Regions from separate parts of the Homo sapiens genome. Here region 1 is linked to region 2. Evidence: read pairs that join two places in POLR2A ChIA-PET (ENCODE). Cell type or tissue: A673. All regions are shown on one strand. Each heading gives the region's core, and the rest is flanking DNA. Links, peaks and the distances in the headings are about the cores only. Region 1 overlaps ERCC6L2 (ERCC excision repair 6 like 2). Region 2 has its middle 26 kb from the start of LINC00092.

Region 1 (2,812 bases), core at 91-2,590, 71 kb before region 2:
CTGTTCATTTTGTTTTGCTTTTTTAAAATGTTGTTTTGTTTCTCTTAAGGCTTATCTGTTGTGTTTATTCCCACTTATGTTCCTTCTAGTTTAGTCTTCATTTTTGAAATTTAAAAAAAAATTTCTAAGTCTTTCCTAAGTTCTTATCACTCATTTGAGTTGCTCTAATTCTGATTTACGTTGATTCATGTCTTTTTCTGTTTTGTGAGCACATCTTTCTAGCACATTTTCATTGAAGGGATATTACTCTGCTTGTTCTCTTTTTTCTCACAATAATTTTTTTGAGATTTGACCCTGCTGCTTTTCCCTTGGTCATTTTTATATGAAATTATTTCCCCTGAATTTTACAAATGAAGCAGAGCTTAGGAAATCTTTTCTCACCTCACAGAGATCCGTATGTTATTTCCATGTAGAGTGCTGCACTGTGGTGGGCTTTCCTCTCGCTCTCTCTCCCTTGCTTTGCTCTAGGTCTTTTCTTGCCCTCATCCTTGTTCTTCCTATCCTACTTATTTTGATTCTCTCCCAGCAGTTTTTCCTCTTTATTGGGCCCTGACCTGGGTGGGAGCCCTGGTGGGTCAGTTTGGGGAGTTCTAGTGGTTGGCCTGCTCCAGCCCCTCCAGGCCTTCTTACTGTGTCCCCTCTGCACCCTCTCAGCATTGAAGAGCAACAAACCTTCCCAGATTCAGCTGCTGTTCTCCAGCTGGCCCCTTGTGCTTTCCGGTGAATACCTGTTGGCAGTTCTGGGGTCTCCTGTTCTTAGGTCTGTCAGGTACCCTGTTGCTTCCTACTTTCACACAGATACTGAAACCATGCAGAGTTCATAGCTAGTGGAGATTTTCCCCACCTGCTTGTACTTTAGGTGTCATGAGGGTATCTTGTTATCTAATTTTGTTGTAAATGTCCATGGGCTTTTGGTTTTGCTGTCTAGTTGCTGTCTGCTTTTGTGTACAGATTCAGAGATTCTCCTGCTTCTTCTGCTGTTACCACCCTCTGCCCAGAATCTGTATGGTGATTTTAAGAGTTAGCATTGCCTTCACAAGTGTCTGACTTATTCCCCAAAAACTATATGAAAGAAGCTGAGATATAAGCAAGGACATTTTGCTATAGAAATCTTAATTTTTGTGTTTGATTATATACAAATGAGGCTTTCTTTGTGGCTATTAGCATTCTCGTTTAAGAGTTAATTATGATTTATATCTTGGTGTCATTATAAATAAGTACTGAATTACCCTTTGGTTGGTGTGCTACAGTTAGATTTTAGGTTTGAGGAATTATTGCATAAACTTTTTTAAATAATCAACTCAGTTTTTTGTTTGTTTGTTTTTACTGTGTAAAAGGTGTCAGTAGTTAATTTGGAACTAATGCTATTTTGAATAATGGTAACGTGTCATCAAAATTAAGAAACATCTGAGTAAATTTTCTGCCATGAAGGTTTTGAAACTGTGTGCCATGTATAGTACCTGGTATTCTGAAATGAAGGAGAATGTTATGCTAGTTACTGTCTCATCATATTATTTAACAATGTTTTGTGTTTGCATGATTGGCAATTTCTGATTGAAGAGGTTCAGGACTAAAACAGCACAATTGTTGAAGGTCATACCTGAGGTTCATTGCCAGAGCTGTTGCAGGGAGCTTTTACAGGCCTTGGTTCTAGCTTTCTCTTTTATGATCACAATTCAAAAATGAATTATAGGTGCCTAGAAGCAAAGCAATAAAAATTGTAGCCATTTTTTAAACCTCTTTCAGATAAAAGCCATGAGTTAATTTTTTTCATTTCCTAAAAAGCTCTCATCTTGACATTCTCTGGGCATATGTACAAAAAAGACAAAATACAAACAGTAAAACTGAGCAAAGCCAATCAAACGAAACTCCCTGGTCATAAACCCCATGCTCTCATTCCATCACTGTAATCAAGTACATGTTTAAAGGAACAGATAAGGTTAGTTTCATTCTTTAAATTAGTGAACATCTTTTTTTTTTTTTAATTAACAATGAAAACAAATTCATAGAGAGGACCCTACTCAACCCTGACTTTTCTTTTGGCCAAAACCTCCATTTCAGGTTTAAAGATTGTTACCTATCAGTAGTTCTCATCTCACATTGATGAGAAGGAAAAGTCATTTCCAAGGTAACCCAGACTAACATATTTGAACTCTTTCTCTTTTCAATATTTTTCCTAAAGAATATTGTGATGTTGATGTTTCTCTTGAGTATTAAAAATAAGAATAATGTGTTTTTATGGAACCATATTGCTTTATACTGATACATCACTTAATAAACATAAATTACCTCCTAGATGGCGTTCAGGAAGTGGCTTATATTCACTCAAACCAGAATGTAATTGGATCGAGCAAAGCTGAAAATCACATGAGCCGATGGGCAGCACATGACGTATTTGAGTTGAAGCAGTTTTCTCAGCTGCCTGCTAACATAGCTGTTTGCAGTTCTAAGGTAAGAAAAATATAGGGTAGTATCATCTTTAGTTACCTCATTTTTCACAGAAGTTACTCAATAGGATCTTCTCTAAGTACTCCCTCAAAAGTAGCAACAAAAACTGTAAGTGACATACAAATAAGTGTAAAAATCAAAACACCATTTGGGAACTGTAGTCATTGAAGACGTTTTAGATTAAACAACAAATTTATACCCAAATACCTAATCATGTTGAGTTGCTTAATAGTTTCTCTCAATAAAAATTGGCCAGTACTCCCAAAATGAAAAGGAATCTGAGGGAATCATGTAGTTCAATCAGAACCAAAACCATTTCTGCTTATATGGAAAAAGGAAAGTGTGTGATTAGGTTGCTCCACAA
Region 2 (2,812 bases), core at 272-2,771:
CCTCATCCTATGCGTCTCTCCATTTGTATCCTTAGCAATATCTTTATCAGGAACTGGTAAATTTAAGCGTCTCCCTGAGTTCTATGATCCTCTCTAGCAAAATAATCAAACCCATGGAGGACATGGTGGGAACCTCGATTTATAGGTGGCTGGTCAGAAAGACAGGGTAGGCAATCAGGGGCTTGCGATCCACCTCGGAAATGGAGGGCAGTTTTGTGGGACTGAGCCCTCGACCTGTGGGATCCACCGCTGTCTCTAGGTAGATAGTGTTGGAATTGAATTGAATTAAAGGACGCCCCGCCATGCTGCAGAATTGACTGCTTGCTGGTCACAGAAGTCATCTGTGTCAGTTTCTCTGGGGTGAGAGCAAAGGAAAAACAGTTTGTTTTTACCTCAAGGAGGATTAAGGAGCAGCTCTGGGGTTGGAAGAGGACTGAGCTGATCATGGGTGGTGGTGCCCGCAACAGAGGCGGCAGGCGGCCTCTCAGCCCAAGAAGGGGATGGGTGGAGGGAAAACCTTTGTGTCGTCCCTTGTTCCTTCTTTGTGATTTCTGCTGTGGGCTGGAGAAGCCGGGGCGGTCACAGACTCTGAGGTGGCTTCGGGAAACCCCCGGGAAAGCTCAGGAGAAAGAACGCTTTCTCCTGACCGGTGGCCCTGCTTGAGGTCAGAGATCTGCGTGCCCCGTTGAGACACCCTAGAGCTGGGTGGGTTCTTCATTTCAAACCAAACCAGAACTCCGGAGCGCGCCCCACTTTTTACTTGTCTTTGGCAAAAACATCTCATTTCAAAAAGCATGCGTGTAAGAAGAAAGAAGGCACCAAGCCACTCCAGCCACTCTCCTTGAAGCACCCTGGGGCCTTCGGAAGGGACTTCAATCCCAACCCCACAGGGGCGGGGAGCGGATGGCAAGGAAAACAAGAGCCAGGACACATCGTTGCTAGCTTTGCCAGCCAGATGCAGTGCTGATGTCGGCATGGGCTGCAGATTTGGGGTAATGTTCCTTTAATAAGGAGCCCCCTACAGCATTTCAATAGGCCCTGGGGGCTGCAGGGGCTAGGCTGTGCCCCTGTCACCCTGCCCAGTCCCTGCCCTCACCCTTCCCCCTGCAAAATTTACCCTGGTTCATTGTACCTAGGAAGCACCATAAATATTTCTTGAATTTAAGTGCCTCATTCTCCCTGAATAGACGGGAGCCTACTTTGAAATAAAAGTTCAAAAAGAAAAAAAGAAAGCCTCACATCTCCCAAACTTCAAACAGCGCCCAGTCAGAGGCAGTTCGCTGGGCTTGAAGTTTGTAGTCAGGGAGGGCGATGGCAAGGAGAGGGCAAGTAACGTGGCCCCAGTGTGTCCTCGAAGAAGCCTCCTCCTAATAACCTCATGTTTCCCCTGTGTCCCACAGTGACGGATTTGACATAAGCAACTGCTCCATGCAGCCAGGCCGGCCAGGCTTCTCAGGCTGTGCTGGGGACGCAGGGCCCGGTGGGTGGGGGCATCTACCAGACCCGCTGAACTAGGGGCAAGTTGTGACAAAACCAGCCTTATTCTTGGGGAAAATGTGTGAGGTGTTTTTTTTTTTTTCTTTCCTCCCACACAAAGGTGATTTCAACAATTCCATTTGGCTGCAACGTTTTCTTCTCTGAGAAGCCGTGTTGAGGTGGCCCTGGCTTTTTTGTGAGCTCTCTTTAGTATGGGCTGCACACACTGTCGTAATCCATTTTTTCATCAGCTCCAGGATAACAAAGGGCCCCCTAAGCCCTGGAAACCCCCCTCTGACGCCGATTACGGGTTTCCTGGTGTCAGTCATGGCCGGTTTGTCAGGGCCAGGGAGAGAGAGAGAGAGAGAAAAGGGAGAAGGGGAGGAAGAGAGGGAGGAGGAGGTTGGGGGGGAGAGGGGAAGGAGGGGAGGGAGGCCGCTGGAGTTCAGCCGCCTGTGTGTGTGGTCTCAGGCTAGTCCTTATTTCATGAAATACATGCTTCATTCCTGGCTCAGGGTAAACCTGAGCCTCACTGAATGAGTCCCTTATCCACTTTCCAAAACACTGACGAGGTTTGAAAGGGCTCTGTGGGTAGACTGTGACTATCAGCAAAAGCAAACAGGCCAGCTTATTTAGCTAAGCATTTTTAATATTTAAACATCCCAGCCTTCAGCTATTCGTGAACCGCTCAGCCAACAAGGCAAGAAGTCAGGAGCGCGGCGAAGCTGCCCGTGTTCCCGCAGGTGGGCCTGCTGTCCCCGTGCGGGGCCAGCCCAGGCCGCAAGCTCTCTCGCTGTTTCAGAGCTGGAACTAGGGACCCTGGGGGAGCTCCGGGCCAGAGCCCTCGCTGCCGCCCTCACCCAGGGCAGTCTGGGTGGTGGCTGGCTGTGGAATCACTCACAGCCTCTTCATAATCAGATGTGGTTTAAGCTTAACCTAGTGTTTCCCACCCTTTGAAAAATAAAAGTCTAGGCACCCCCTATTTGTAGAAAAAGAAAGCTCTCTGATGGCAGCGTAATTAAAATGCTAAGCTGGGAAGCTGTGGGCGTCCCAAGTCGGGATCAGGTACAACAAATATTATCCCTGTGGACACGGCCAGAGCTCCCGCTCCGGGTGACGGGCGGCCTGTAAAATCGGCCTGCGACAGACCACAGGCTGGACCCCTCCCTGCCCGGACAGGATGGCACCAGACACCCGCCCACCAGACTTCATACCACCAGCTGGAAGTGGCTTTCTGGTTTATGGAGCAAGACGGAACTGTAAAGTCAGTCGTTCTCATGGGCCAGAGTCAAGTCAGCGCCCCCGCCCCACCCGAGCCAAAGGAGGCTTCTGGAGG

The links. Peaks named below come from ENCODE experiments on the same cell type or tissue, not always from the same donor. Only the 100,000 strongest peaks of a DNase experiment are listed, where the experiment ranks them.
Region 1: POLR2A ChIA-PET joins it to region 2 with 5 read pairs; 3 of 35 experiments call an interaction of 5 or more read pairs at or near these places.

Annotation. Positions count from the first base shown.
Region 1 is chr9:95,975,765-95,978,576 of GRCh38, forward strand. It overlaps ERCC6L2 (ERCC excision repair 6 like 2), which reads left to right. Exons shown (of 19, transcript NM_020207.7): 17 at 2,297-2,451. Among named protein-coding and RNA genes, the nearest start is that of LINC00092, 45 kb to the right of the region's middle. In A673, for the core only: no CTCF peak of the experiment used is centred there; no DNase peak of the experiment used is centred there.
Region 2 is chr9:96,046,543-96,049,354 of GRCh38, forward strand. No RefSeq gene overlaps it. Among named protein-coding and RNA genes, the nearest start is that of LINC00092, 26 kb to the left of the region's middle. In A673, for the core only: no CTCF peak of the experiment used is centred there; a DNase peak (open chromatin) is centred at 1,789; H3K27ac peaks cover 1,774 bases.